Linked DNA regions of Mus musculus: all the other regions are linked to region 3. The links are chromatin contacts, found by Hi-C or POLR2A ChIA-PET in ENCODE. All regions are on one chromosome and are shown on one strand. Each heading gives the region's core, a stretch centred on a gene start or an enhancer-like site at or near the end of the contact. The rest is flanking DNA. Distances are from core to core; before and after follow the strand shown.

The links. Hi-C counts contacts between places; a loop is a spot of excess contacts on that map. ChIA-PET counts read pairs that join two places held with the same protein, here RNA polymerase II (POLR2A).
Region 1: POLR2A ChIA-PET joins it to region 3 with 11 read pairs in Patski. The contact joins the promoter of Dbp here to the promoter of Fut1 in region 3. A Hi-C loop is called at or near these places in 1 of 37 maps with a recorded cell type or tissue (left cerebral cortex). POLR2A ChIA-PET finds 5 or more read pairs at or near these places in 2 of 5 experiments (Patski and embryonic stem cell).
Region 2: POLR2A ChIA-PET joins it to region 3 with 17 read pairs in embryonic stem cell. The contact joins the promoter of Ppp1r15a here to the promoter of Fut1 in region 3. POLR2A ChIA-PET finds 5 or more read pairs at or near these places in 4 of 5 experiments (Patski and embryonic stem cell).

Annotation. Positions count from the first base shown.
Region 1 is chr7:45,702,169-45,707,181 of GRCm38, reverse strand. Dbp (D site albumin promoter binding protein) reads right to left here and starts at 1,935. Exons shown (of 4, transcript NM_016974.3): 1 at 1,420-1,935; 2 at 166-576. The coding sequence starts at 1,558. It overlaps Car11 (carbonic anhydrase 11), which reads right to left. Exons shown (of 9, transcript NM_009800.4): 4 at 4,563-4,748; 5 at 4,254-4,349; 6 at 4,048-4,120; 7 at 3,569-3,723; 8 at 3,304-3,469; 9 at 2,511-2,693. The coding sequence ends at 2,668.
Region 2 is chr7:45,524,744-45,529,800 of GRCm38, reverse strand. Ppp1r15a (protein phosphatase 1, regulatory subunit 15A) reads left to right here and starts at 3,533. Exons shown (of 3, transcript NM_008654.2): 1 at 3,533-3,806; 2 at 4,410-5,057. The coding sequence starts at 4,419. Plekha4 (pleckstrin homology domain containing, family A (phosphoinositide binding specific) member 4) reads right to left here and starts at 202. Exons shown (of 20, transcript NM_001381849.1): 1 at 1-202.
Region 3 is chr7:45,616,065-45,620,568 of GRCm38, reverse strand. It overlaps Fut1 (fucosyltransferase 1), which reads right to left and starts at 2,963. Exons shown (of 2, transcript NM_008051.6): 1 at 2,822-2,963; 2 at 1-1,947. The coding sequence starts at 1,945. The coding sequence ends at 812. RefSeq lists a cis regulatory region at 4,011-4,016 and a promoter at 3,703-4,504.

The sequences.
Region 1 (5,013 bases), core at 686-3,185, 88 kb before region 3:
GAACATGAGGAAACTTGTCTTAGAGAAGAATACTGCCTCTCAGTGAATAATCCTTTCGCATTTGGGGACCCAAGTCCCCTAAAGGATCGCAGCATCTCATTGGGCAGACTTCCAAAAGTGTCGCGAGGCCCCGCCCTGCCCGACAGCCCCGCCCCTTCGCCGCACCTGCGCGGTGGCCGCCGGCGGCTCCCAGAGTGGCCCGCGCGGGGGCGTGCCCGGGCGAGGAGCGGGGGGAAGAGGAGCTGCAAGAGCCGGGCCCGGGGGAGGGCGCGGGAGTGCGCGCTGGAGAGGGTGCCGGCGACAGGCCCCCGGGGGGCGGCGGGCTCGGCGGTAGCCCGTGCTCCAGCAAGAAGGCGTCCAGGTCCACGTATTCCACGTCCCCGAAAGGCAAAGTGCGTTCCCACAGCAGCGGCGCAAAAAGACTCGGGCCAGCCACAGGCCCTGAGCGCCCCCGAGGGGACCCACCGCCACTAACGGCCCCACTCGGGGCATCGGCTGGGCCCGCCGTTTCCAGGCCGGGTCCCGGGACGGGGGCTGAGGGCAGAGTTGCCTTGCGCTCCTTTTCCTTCAGGAGACCTGTAGGCCAGGGAGAGACCGGATGGGGTGGAGGGACACAGGAGGGACCCCAAGTTAGAGATATGGCGGAGATACAGAGAAGTGAGGAGACGGGAGCCGTAGGGCAAAGACCCAGGGAGGTGGGTACAGGCAGGGAGAGAACCCAGAAAAAGAAGAGAGGGATAAAGACGGGGCTTGGGGAGACCCAGAGAGAAAAGAGAACAAGGCCCCAGCAATAGAGGGTCAGGGAGACGGGGACCCGGAGAGGGGGAAAAGGCAAAAGTATACAGAAGGATAGGGTTAGGGGCCCGGGAGGGGATTAAGAAACACAAGCACAAGCGACCCAGAGAACGAGGATGGAAGTTTAGAAAGAAGGGTTTAGTGACAGGGTGGGTGAAAGGTTGGGCAGGTGAGAAAGAAAAAGTGACAGCTCAGTAATTCTCCCACCCCCAGCACCCTCATCCCCTCCCCCACAGTCTGTTGGGGCTGGAAGGGGCTCCACTGCTCAGGCACATTCCTCATCCCTAGTTTCCATGTGACCCTGCGAGGCCCCGCCCAAGCCCGTGTCTGCACCGTGTGAGCATCCGACACACCCCCTCCCTTCCCCTAGGACTCCAGGGGTCCAGACTCTGAGGCCAAAGGAAAGAAAGAGGGGTCTGGCACCTAAACTCTGTCCTCAAGTAGGAACACTCCAGGGACTTGACCCTTAGGCCCTCCAGGCGTCAGATTTGGTCCTGGAGGCTGATGGACTGGAAGACCTAAGTGACCTAATGAAGACTAGCAAAGATGGGACACCTAGCTGATAGGTGCCGTGGACCACCACCCCAACAGTTGAGTCCCTAACACAGTGGGACTAGAACTCACAGCTGGCCGGTTCTTTGGGCTTGCTGTTTCCCTGCAGAAGGCTCCTCAGCCCAAGCAGCGCTCCCCCGCCAGGGGGGGCCCCAGCCGGGCCACCCAGCAGCAGGGGGCCCGGGGTCCTGTCGCTCAGAGGCCGCGCCATTGCCGTGGACCTGCTCCCAGGTTCATGAGCTCATGGAGAGTCGAAGAGATGAGATGATATGTCAGTCACCCGCACACTCCAGTGGTTCGGGCGAATGTGTCCCAGAGTCGGGAGAGCGCGGCGTGCAAGCCTCCAGGATCAGGACGCTTCAAATCCTAAGAGCGCTGCGGGGGTTCAACCAGTCAGTTCTGCAGAAAGGTGCAACTCAAAGACTGTCCCGGGAGGCTCCTATAGTCTGGGCGAGTGGGTGACCAAATCAAGCAGCTGTCTCTTTGCAACTGTGGGTCCCCAAGGGACACAGGCGCGCGCTCCTTCTGTACCAAGTGGGCGAGTCTCTGGCTCTAGCCAATTTTGCACTTCTCGCAAAGAAAGGAGCTTTGCAATCTGCACCCAGAGGTGTGCACCCAGGGGCGGAGGAGGGGGCAGGAGGAGGTGGCAGCCTTGAGGCGTGGCCAAAGCAAACTTCTTTCGCGGAAAAAAAAAAATCTAAACCAAAACACCGGACGCCAGAGCGCGCGCCCCTCCTCCGGGCCCCCTCCCTCCACTTGGGCCATGCACCCCAGCCGCGTGCCTTCCTCCGGCTTCTGGCAAGAACCAATCACGTCTCGAGCCCTTGAGACGCTCAGCCAATGAGATGAAGGGATATGCCAAGACCCTGGAGGCGCGTGAGGGGCTGAACTTGTGTAGTTGCCTCGCCTTTTGGAAGAAGGCGGGACACTGACCTATATTTGGCCAATGGGAGGAGGCGCTGGAGGCGGGACCGTGACCCACTTCGGGCCAATGAGGCAGGAAGAAGGGGGAAGCACATGGCTTTGCGCGTGCTATCGGATGCGGGTGTGGGGCAAGAGGGGTACCTCTTAAAGGAGCCGAGTGTTCACAGACTCATTGAGGAAAAAAAGCAGAACATCAATTAGAGCAGATTAAGGCAGAAAGAAGTGGGCTTCGGGAAGGATTTTTTTTTTTTAATATCTAGATGTTCCTCAATCGCGACTGATAAACCACCGAGAAACCGGAAACATTCAGTCCTTTTAATAGCTTTGTTTTGGGGTGAATCCCCTCCCCTGGTGAGGAAACTCAGAACAGGCGGGCGTAATCCTCGTTGGGGAGTCTCAGCGACCGTGAGGACCACCGTCCACTGCAAAGGGAAGCACCGGCTTGAGGGGTGTGGGAGCTGAGCACATAGGACTCTACTAGTCAGGCTGCTAAGGGGGAATGGAATATACCAAGTTGGGGGAATGATCAGCTCCTGGACCAGACCATGTAGGGAGGGAAGAAGGCCACATGGGACGTGCAGAATAGGCTGGTTTGCATAAAGGTACATGGAGAGGATATGGTCTTCTGGGCTGTACCATGTTGAGAAACCAGACAAGAAACTAACCGATTTCCCGGGGCCGAGCCACAGTGGCAGTAAGAAAGACAGAGGGATTGTACCACGCTGATTCTCAGAAAGGGAATAGCAGAAAGACTACAGCTCTAAGTAGGGTCATACCATTTGTAAACAGGTGACCTGGACCGTACCATCTTGGCAAGTAACAGTAGGCAGAGGGCATGGACCAGTATGTAATTGTACCACAAGGAAAACAGGGTGTCAGGCCTTAGACTAAGCTGCAAAGAGGGGTGGGCTGCAGCAGGCTGTTCCATATGGAGAGGTGAGAAAGGACAAGGGATGTATCACACTGAGACAACCACTGGGAATAAGTGCAGACTATCAGGACGTGGAGAAGGAGGGGACACACTAAGCATACCATGCAGGCGGTAGTTGGGGCCTCGGCAGCGCCTCTCGGGATGCCGGGGGTCCCTGTTGCCCCTCAAGGCTCTGTGGGCCAGGGGCTGCAAGGGCCGGCCATTACCACTGAGGCTCTGGAAGATCTGGGAGGGGGGATTCTGGCTCAGGAGTCTCAGGGAGTGCATCTGCCTCAAGAGAAACCACGGGTGAGTGGACCGGGGTGGTGCTCAGGACAGGAGTAGCATGCACACACGGGGGTGGGGGGGGGTGGGGGTGTCAGTCACCTGGAGGGAGGTAATATTGAGAGCCCTGTCGATGAGGATCCAGGTGACAGTCTCAGAGCACGGAGGAGTGCTGAGAGATCCCTGATAGGTGATGAAGCCGAAGGATTCTGGGAACAGGAGCTCCAGGCTCAGGTCTTGAAGAAAGTAGGCATCATCTGCGCAGACATCAAGTCAGCGTAAAAGGGGGTCCCAGATAATGCACAGGGACTTAGTTATGTCTGTTGTCGTATGGAGACTGAATGTAAGGCTTCGGACATGCTAGGCAGGTACCACTGCACCAGGCCCCCAGCCCCTCACCGGGAGATTCTGACCAGGCGCTCGTGACCAAGCTGCATCATCTCCAACCACTCTTCCCTTTCTGTTGTCACCCTGGCTCTTGCTAAGTAGCCCAGGCTGACCTTGAACTTACTCTGTAGCCCACCCTCCTTCCTCAGCCTTCCTAGGAACTGGGGACGCCACCCCTAGCTTGGGGGACTTACTTTTGTAGGAGATTCGGGTGATAGTGTCCCGGTTGAGGAGGCGACTGAGGAATGGGTTGGAACTGCCAGCCACCTACGCAGGAGGCACGAGGCGAGGGAGACGGCAGCCCAGACCTGCTCCACAAAGACCCACCACCCCAGGCTAGCCTCCCAGCCTCCCTGTCCCTCACACCCTGGAAGCCAGTTGCCCTCCTTGCCTCCCTCACATTGACAAAGAGGCTGAGAATGGCCAGGCCGTTGGGGCCCCTTGAGGCAGCACTGAGGTTCCCATAGAGTTCTTGGTTGAAGTGGATTAGCTGCACCTGGGGTGGAAGAGGAGGCACAGAGAAGGGTTTCTTAGCGGAAGATTCAGAGACGATAGATGGTTTCAACTCTCAGGGCTTTGGTGTCCAGAACCGCACCAGGAATTAGTACTTAGGGTAGGGAGAGGCGGCCCTGAGTAGCAGGATGGGTTGAAGCATAAGCTAAGAAACCAGGGTGATCTAGTGTTGGAGGGTCAGGTGAGGGGTCACCACCTCAGCGGAGAAGCCTTCATGGTTGATCTGGTGTTCAGAGCCGGCACCATCTCGAGCTCCAAATAGCAGGCGCAGTTCACTGAGTCGGTGGCTATAAAGAAGGGGACCCCCAGACACGTTGACCACAGGTCGGGATGCAGGTAGGAAGGAGACATGGCGGCCAGTGTTGTACAAGGTTCCCCGGAGCTGCAGGAGAGGTATAAACTATTGGGGGACACAGGGAGAGGAACCTCTCCCATCCTCCACTCTTATTCCCCAAGTCCAACGATTATCTAATATAGCTTGGGCATCAGCTACTCCCCAGGCTCAGACCATATCTTTTGAGGTGCTTAACACTGGTGTCTTAATTCAGTTAACAAGTACTGAACTGCCGGGCAGTGGTGGCACACACCTTTAATCCCAGCACTTGGGAGGCAGAGGCAGGCGAATTTCTGAGTTCAAGGCTAGCCTG
Region 2 (5,057 bases), core at 2,284-4,783, 91 kb after region 3:
GCTGCTGTCTAATCACTTCCCCTGCCCCCTCCCCACTTCATTCCACTCTTCTACTTCCGCTTTCCACACTCTAGTCTCTTCCTCTGTCTCCCTGACCAGACACATCTGTTTCCTTTCCTTTTCAAGTTCTCTTCCTCACTTTTTCTCTTCCTCCCTCTCCCAGTTTCTCTTTCCTCTCTGCTGGGCTCTCCCTCTCTCTGGCAGCCGCCCACGCTGCCGGCTCCCCTCCCAATCCTGGCTATCCCCGCCTCTTCTGGCCTCCCCACTACAACTTGACCCCTGGCTCAGCTGCCCCCACAGCTAAGCGAGGGATTGGGCTCCCCTAAGCTGTGGCTGGGACTCCTCTATGTTTGGAGAGGGGCTGCAACCCCAGGGCAGAATGGGTTTGTTGTTACTGGGGTTCTGAGCTCCTGGTACCTTCGAGAGAGGTGTCCTAGGTCTTTCAAAGAATGGCATCTCCTTGAGTTCTAGGCCAGCCTGGTCTACAGAGTGAGAGTTCCATGACAGCCAGGACTACACAGAGAAACCCTGTCTTGAAAAAACCAACCCCCCCCCCCCCAAGAAAAAAATGGCATCTCCAATTCCCAAAACCTGGGAAGGCTAGGAGAGAGCTTAGCTGGTGGGAGCCTGGGAAGATACGAGTTAGAAGTAAGGACTCACGGTCCACAAGTATGGCCTTGACCAAGTGGGGCAGCAGTGGTCAGCACCGGTCCTGGAGGATGAGGCAGCCTTAGAAGTGTTGGGTTCTGGCAAGGGCAGAGTTAAGTGGCCAGTTTGAAATGTTTCCCTCAGATCAGACTGATAACCCATTATAAGAGAGGTGTGGAGCCTCAGTGCATTTTGAGGAAGAAAGCACTAAATGAGGAGCTCAGAGAGTAACTCCAGGAGCGCACTGCCCAGTGTGTGTGAGGTGTGAGGCCCTGGGATCCATCCCCAGAAAGAAACACAACACACAGGCTACACACACACACTTTTCTCTTCTCTTCTCTTCTCTTCTCTTCTCCTCCCTTTCCTTCCTCTCCTTTCCTTCCTTTCCTTTCCTTTCCTTCCTTTCCTTTCCTTTCTTTTCTTTTCCCTTCCCTTCCCTTCCCTTCCCTTCCCTTCCCTTCCCTCCCTTTCCTTCCTTCCCCTCCCCTCCCCCCTTCTCCACAAACACACACACCAGGAGGAAAAGGCTGGAATTGGGTCTCTGGATCTATATCTGGGATTTGAACAGAGGTCCCCCACTCCCATGAGAATGCAGGACAATCAGAAATTCAAATTATAAAAGCAGAACCTTTGTACAAATTCAAAAAATGCAGATGCCTGCCTGTGAAGACAGAGAGTCTGTTTAGCAGGGTTCTCCACACTGTGTTGAGGTCACTCTCTTGTAACCTCCACACTGGGTAGGACTGCTGAGTGTTCGGGGCAGCTGGCCTACACGGGTTCAGTTCAGCCCAGATTGCATAGTAAGTTCCAGGCACTTCTGGAATACAACACAGGTCCCTGTCCAAAGACAAAAACAAAAAACAAAAAACAAAAAACAAAAAACAAAAACAAAAACAAAAAAAAAGAAAACAGAAACGTGCACTAAAAAAAAAAAAAAAAAAAAAAAATAGACATAGAAGAAGGAGGGTCCATGAGGGCAGACCTCAGAAGAGGTTGATGCTCCTCTGTACACAGGAAGAGAATTGCCCAAGATTCTTACCCTGTGAGTCCCAGGACAGTGTGGACATACTGTAAGACCCTGTTCAAAACAGACAGACTGGGCAGGCATGGTGGTACATGCCTTTAATCTCAGCACTCAGAAGGAAGCAGCAGGTAGATTTCTGTGAGTTCCAGACCAGCCTAGCCTACAGAGTGAGTTTCAGGGCAGCCAGGGCTATACTGAAAATCCCTGTCTGAAAACAAGACAAAAAACAGACAGATCCACCAAAAACAACTAAAGGACCAGAAAGATGGGTCAGGGCTTAAGTGCTTGCTATTCTTTGCAGAGGACCCAAATTTAGTCCCCAGATTGCTCCATGTGGAGCTTCACAAACATCTTAACTCCAGTTCTACAAGATCAGATGCCATCTTCCGACCTCCTTGTACACCATACAGACATGATATATAATATACACACAGAGGAGAGGGGGAGAGGGAGAGAGAGAGAGAGAGAAAACACTCACATAAAGATTAAAAGAAGGGGGCTGGAGAGATGGCTCAGCGGTTAAGAACACTCACTGCTCTTCCAGAGGGCCTGAGTTCAATTCCCAGCAACCACATGGTGGCTCACAACCATCTGTAATGGGATCTGATGCCCTCTTCTGGTGTGTCTGAAGACAGCTACTGTGTACTCATGTACAGAAAATAAATAAAAAAATTTAAAAAAAAAAAAAAAAAAAAAAAAAAAAAGATTAAAAGAAAATCTTGGTTTTTGTCTTTTTTTTTTTTTTTTTTGCCTGTGAGGTGTGAGATAGCAGCCACTGTTCTGGCGGGGGGTGGGGGGGGTGTTGGTTTTTTGTTTTTGTTTTGTTTTTTCGAGACTGGGTTTTTCTGTATAGCCCTGGCTGTCCTGGAACTCACTTTGTAGATCAGGCTGGCCTCGAACTCAGAAATCCACCTGCCTCTGCCTCCTGAGTGCTGGGATCAAAGGCGTGCGCCACGCCTGGCTGTCACTGTTCTCTGAGCCATCTCACCAGCCTTTAATCCGGGAATCAGGAGGCCGAGGCAATCGGATCTCAGTGAGCTCTAGGCTAGCCTAGTCTACAAAGTTGTGTTCCAGGACAACCAGAAACTAGTCTTGGAAAAACAAACAAAGGCTGGAGAGATGGCTCAGTGGTTAAGAACACTGGCTGCTCTTCCAGAGGTCCTGTGTTCAATTCTCAGTAACCACAAGGTGGCTCACAACCATCTGTAATGGGATCTTATGACCTGTTCTAGCACGTAGGTAAACAAGCAGACAGACCACTCCTACATTTAAAAAAAATACATAAATAAAATTTAAAAACATTGGGTGTTTTGTCTTCTAATAAAAATCCATTGCTAACAGGGGAGTGGTGGCTGGGACCTTTAATCCCAACATTTAGAAGGTAGAGGCTGGTGGATCATTGAGTTTGAAGCCAGCCTGATCTACCAGCCTGATCAGCCACGGATACTCAGAAAAATCCTGTTTCGAACCCCCCCCACTCTCCAAAAAAAAAAAAAAAAAAAAAAAAAAGTCACTCTTGCTTGGAGAAAAAAGGTCGGAAGTCTTGGTGTACGCCCTTAATCCTAGCACTCTGGAGACAGTAGCAGGAGGATTACAGAGATGGAAACCAGTCCCAGCCTCTCAAATAAAGAAAATAAAAGGAAAGGGAAATGGCACGGTACGTGACTGCCAGATAAGGTTCGCGTACTTGCTCGGAAATTACGTGAGATCGACGGCTCTCTCGATTGAGCCTAGGGCACGCCTGAGAAGCTGCGGTGACCTCACAGAGCGCGGAGTCTCCGCGAGAAGTTCAGTGTTGTTTTCCTCTTTCCACCTTTCCCAGGGACTTCCGAGACCCCGCCTCTCCGGTGACGTCAGCACAGCGCCGCGTCAGGGTATAAAAGCCGCGTGGACGATGTTGGCGCAGATTGAGTCAGCTCTGAGTTTGTGGAAGATTACATGCGATATCCCGCGCGACCCCGCATCCCTTTGCCGGCCGGGACAGCCTTTGCTACAGCCTGTGAAACATTGCGTCCCCGAGCCCCACGCCTGAGGGCGACATGAACCCGCTGGCTTCGCGAGCAGTCCGGACCCACGATCGCTTTTGGCAACCAGAACCGGCGCTTCAGCCCCCGGGGTGACGTGCAGCCCGCCGGTGAGTGGGGGATGGGGCGGCCTTTGAGGGAGGACTCTCTGGCGAGGAGACTGGAGAGAGTTGTGGAATCTGAGGGGGCAAGCTGGAGGGCGATTCCAGGTTTGGGGAAAAGGCACAGAAGCCCAGATGGCTTATTTGGTCTGAGAGAGGAGAGCCCACGTCTACACTCTTCGTTTAAAGGGAAAGGGGCCGGGAGGCTCGACCGGCAATATCTGTATAGCGCCAAATAAAGGGAAGGACCCCAGGAGGAATAACCAGGGTCCGAGGGGTAGGCAGAGGGAGGTTTTAGGGGCATGAACACAAGCTTGAGGAACGAAAGGTCACTAAAAAGCCAGACTCTTACAGGTCTGAGAAGGGCTGGCCAGGAACTGTGACTGGGGCTAAGGGAAGGGTTTAAGAGTGTGGGCTCTTGGTTCTAAGGATGTAGAGCTTGGGTGTTGAGAGAGATTAACCAAGTGGCAGAGTTGGGTGTGAGCAATGTTATTTGGAATTCGAGGCAGGCATTCACGTGTTGCTGCTGTGACTATTTGTTACCATGACTCAGTGCTGTGACCCGAGACTGTTTCCCAGAGCGACTTCTAAACAAATTTCCCCCCTTTCTAGCCCAGACACATGGCCCCGAGCCCAAGACCCCAGCATGTCCTGCACTGGAGGGACGCCCACAACTTCTATCTCCTGTCCCCACTGATGGGCTTGCTCAGTCGGGCCTGGAGCCGCCTGAGGGGCCCAGAAGTCCCAGAGGCATGGCTGGCAAAAACAGTAACAGGAGCAGATCAGATAGAAGCTGCGGCTCTGCTGACACCTACCCCTGTCTCTGGTAACCTCCTCCCTCATGGGGAGACTGAAGAAAGTGGATCTCCTGAACAGAGTCAAGCAGCCCAGAGGCTCTGCCTTGTGGAAGCTGAAAGTTCCCCTCCTGAAACTTGGGGACTTTCAAATGTTGATGAGTACAATGCAAAGCCAGGACAAGATGACCTTAGAGAGAAGGAAATGGAACGCACAGCTGGCAAGGCCACACTACAGCCCGCTGGCCTGCAAGGGGCTGATAAGAGGCTTGGGGAGGTGGTGGCTAGAGAAGAGGGAGTGGCTGAGCCCGCTTATCCCACATCACAGCTGGAGGGTGGTCCAGCTGAGAATGAAGAGGATGGAGAAACAGTGAAGACTTACCAAGCTTCTGCTGCTTCCATAGCTCCGGGATACAAACCCAGCACCCCTGTGCCTTTCTTGGGGGAGGCAGAACATCAAGCCACG
Region 3 (4,504 bases), core at 1,714-4,213:
CTCTCTCTCTCTCTCTTGTAAAGTTCCTAGATCTTTTAGGAGACCCCGTGCCTCGAGACAGATGTGTCTCAACAGCGGCTCTCTCCTCCAGCCCACTTATAGCCATTTGCTCTTCCCATCCTAAATAAAAGTCTTTCAGGTTTCTCTGGGGCCAAGGAGTTGGACAGAATTCATATGTCCTCCAATTGTTCTCATCTCTCTAACAAGAGACTGGCTCCAGAAAGGCTCGAATCACTCCGTGCCTCCAGCATCACTCCGTGCTTCCAGCATCACTCCGTGCCTCCAGCAGCATCACTCCGTGCTTCCAGCATCACTCCGTGCCTCCAGCATCACTCCGTGCCTCCAGCAGCATCACTCTGTGCCTCTAGCATCACTCCGTGCCTCCAGCAGTGAGGAAGTACTGAGCTTTTGCATCTACCTTCATTAAATTCTTCACTGTCTGGAGTGTTGAGAGGGCCCTGCAGAGTGTTGCAAAGGGACTGGACCAGGTTCTCAGAAACAGCCTAGAATAACCCCAGAAATCCAGGAGACCAGTTGGTAAGTCTGGATTTTCTTCAGCCTCCCTAACCCAGAAACAGCTGCCCAGAGGTTCTAAGAAGACGAGCCAGAAGAGTCGGAAGAGACTGTGGCTTACAGTGCTGACTTGGGCTTCCCCTGCAATCAGAAAATGATATCCTGTTGAAGTGTCTGCAAAGCATTCCAGCATTTCCAGCAAGTTGATGTGCAAGTCTGGAAATGAGTACCCACAGCTCCAGGGCTACCACAGACATACACCAAAGCATAGAGACATGGATGGCTGACTTCTGATGAGTCAGACCAATCTAAAAAGACTGTCTGGCTTCCAGGGGTCAAATTGAGCCTGCAGCGGGGACAAGTCTGCATTGATGCCCACCCACTCAGGCAGGAAGGCAGCCTCAGGCCTGAAGATCTTCAGAAACTCCGAATCTGGCAGGGTGAAGTTTGCAAGGTAGACCGTGTCTCCACCAGCTAAGTAGGCAGCCCAGAAGCCAAAGGTGCCAATAGTCATGATGGTGTGGTTACACTGTGTGAGAAGTGCAAAGTCCTTCCCCGGTGTACCCTCCTGTCCATTGCCAGCGAAGACCACATCACCATGGGATGTGTCAATGTTCTCCAAACACCATTTCATGCCATTGCTGGTGACCACAAAGATGGGGTCTTTGTGTCGGGCCCGGAACCAGTCCATGGCTTGCTGGAGGTAAGCTCGGTCACCCACCACACCCTTCCAGCGATTGGGCATCACCTCCAGATAGTCTCCACGACGCACATGGACACCCACAAAGGTATGAGGGCGGATGCCCGCCGGGCCTATACGGAGCCCGCTCAACAGGTACTGGGCACCTTCCCGTAGATGGTTATGCAGAGTGAATTCCCTACGAATCTGTTCCCGAAGATGATGGAAAAAGGTCCAAGAGCAGGGGAAACCAGACAGCTTGAGAAATGGGTCCTCCAGATGGGAGTACTCCTCTGACATCCAGTCATGTAGGACTAAGTGCTGCCAAGGTGTGAGGCTGTCCACCTCAGGGTCCAGCACTGGCAGGGAGATTCGGAACACGGGGGCCAGGGCGGCATGCATCTCAGGTTGGATGAAGGCTTGGCGACCATTGAGCTGGGCTAGGGCCAGCAATGTAGCATACTGCCCCATCTGGTTACCAAACCTGCCTCCTGGGGTGATTGTCCAAGTCCCAGAGAGTGAGGAGGACTGCTCAGGACAGGAAGGGGAGCCATTAGATGTCTGCAATGGATGAGGTAGGCATACCATGGCCACTGGGGACTTCAGCAGGTGATAGTCTGAACACAGGACAGAGAGAGTTAGACCATTTCGAAAGAAGTTTCCTCCATTCAGGTGGAAAAAGAAGGAGCCGGCAGAGAGCACACAGACCAACAGAAATGCCAGGCAGAGCTGCCTCCGGCTGGGAGTCCACATAGCTATGGGGAGGAAAGACGAGTTAGAAGACACACAGATTAAGCCACCGAGTCTGAGTCTGGGACTCCTCAGGCTCTGAGATTTTCAGTGAGGTCAGGAGCTATGCAAATGAGTGGCTGCAAGACAGGAAGATCTGGGGGCCTTCTGGGAACCTCACAGCTCAACTACCTTCTGAGATGCACCTATATGTTGCGGGCACATTCTGCCTCCCAGGCAATAGCTGGGAGCCAGGGGAAAACCAGATAAAGAGAAGGGATTTTAGAACTGTAAAAGCAAGCCCCTGGATGTTGTATAACTTTTCCTGTGAGACAGGAACAAACATCAGTTTATCTTACATAAAGACCAGTTACATACTCAAGAACGATTCAGCCCATGTCCGGCTTAGTGAACTTATTGAGAGGGGTCACTTACAAAAGTTTGGGTGATTCCAAGGCAGCTACATAGTTAAAAAGCCTACTGCAAGTACAGGTGAGAGCTCACAAAAGCTGCATCCCGGAAGGAGGCCTGTGGATAGTTCCCTGAGTCCTTAAGATCCTTGCTCTGACAGAAGGGAAGGGATTTTTTTTTTTTTTTAAAGATTTATTTATTTATTATATGTAAGTACACTGTAGCTGTCTTCAGACACACCAGAAGAGGGAGTCAGATCTTGTTACGGATGGTTGTGAGCCACCATGTGGTTGCTGGGATTTGAACTCTGGACCTTTGGAAGAGCAGTCAGGTGCTCTTACCCACTGAGCCATCTCACCAGCCCAAGGGAAGGGATTCTTAATGGGGATAGGTTTGGGATAGCTTCCATGTTTTGAGGACGACGGGATAAGGGTTAGAGGAGCCTAAATACTCATCCCTGGGCGTCTGGCATCCCCAGTGCCAACTAACCTGAGCTCCTTGCTGGTGGTGCAAGCGAATTCTTTTTGCCTGAGCTTCCAGTTCTAAAATGTAGCCTTCATCGGCCGCGCTTGGAAGTCAGGAGCCCCGGCTCCGTAGCCCTCCGCTTCAAGCTTCCTTCCTGAAACTGACTGAAGGCTCAGAGACCGGTGGGGAGAGAGAGAGAAAGAGGGGCAGGGTTCCAAGGTGTACAGCCTCCGCCCTCCCGGCAGGGCAGGCAGCAGGAGGCGGAGACACATCCTACCTGGCGCTGCGCCCTCTCCTCCGCCCAGGTGGATGGGGCGCTGCGCCCCTGTCCCTTCTGGGTTCTCTGACTTGCACGATGGGCAGCCCAACTGGTACCCAGAAGCTGCCGTATCCTCTGTATGGACCCGGGGACTAGCACCCGGGCTGCAAGGCTGGAGCTGGGGAAGGGGGGAAGCGGGGCTCAGGTTCTATGCACGTTCCCATCTCCAGTGCCGTGACTTCTGCTTCCCTTAGCTAGATGCTCTGGGAGTAGCCACGCCCCAACGGAGCGAAGCCTGGCCACCTGCTTCTTCTTCGTACCCCGCCCGCTGCACTTTCCCAGGAGGATGGAGAACCTGTTTGCCAGCTGCCTCAACCCAAGTCTGAGCCTCTACTTGTAGCCGCCTACACATCACACTCCACAGGTTGTCTGCGCTCCAAGCCCCTCCTCTGTGGTGATCCTAAAGTCCGGGGCCCAGCTGTTACTTTTTAGATTGGTAAATACAGCAAATAACTTTTTTTCTGGCCAGAAGGAGGAAAGAGAGTGTTTTCAACATTCTTTTTAGACAGGCCTCTGAAGTGAGGCTGGAGACAAAGGTTCTCCCACGGTTCCTTCCGGAGCCCATTAATTAATCGCATGGAGTCGGGGCCTGAAGCCTCACCTTGACACCTTAAAAGACTCAGAAATTCCACTTGGCTAGCCCAAGATGAGATCATTTCTTCACACTGCAGAGTTCCAGGGCCACATCAGTTCTAAAGGTCCACTCCCCAGCCTCCTCCCCTTAGATGCTCCTTGGGACTTAGGGGTCAGTGCTCCAGTCTCACTCCCAAGAGTCCTTGCTCAGGGTTCCTCCTAGAAATCCAAACTCGGCCCCAGCGCCTTTGACTGCAGGAAACAACCCAGCTCTTCCCCTTCACCGAGCCTAATCCTCCCACCCCCCAAAGCATCTGGAGAGCACCTGTGCAGGACGCTGTCTGGTGAAAGAAGCACTAGGATTGCATCAGGGAGGACAGCAGCTGAGCACAAGGCCCGAATGCTAAGCAGGGGTTGGTGAGGGTGACTGGCCTGTGGCCAGCTGGGAGACTTCCACCTGCTGGGCTGAGGACTCCTCTTACACACTGCTGATACAGCTCTCCTGATGAAAGAAAGCCTCAGACACGCCCCCCCCCCAAAGCACCTTGAAGCTTAAAATTCCAAAAGGATGAACCACACCAGCTCAGTTGCTTACACAGAAAGTCTGAAGCCCCAGGTTCCTTCTTAGTACCCAAGAGCCAGACCCTAGCCTCCTCCCTCAGACCCAAGAGCTAGATCCCAGCCTCCTCCCTCAGACCCAAGAGCCAGACCCTAGCCTCCTCCCTCAGATCCAGGAATACAGACCCCAGCCACCTCCCTCAGACCCAGAACTGCAGAGCCCAGCCACCTTCAGACCCAGGAGTGTAGACTTCAGT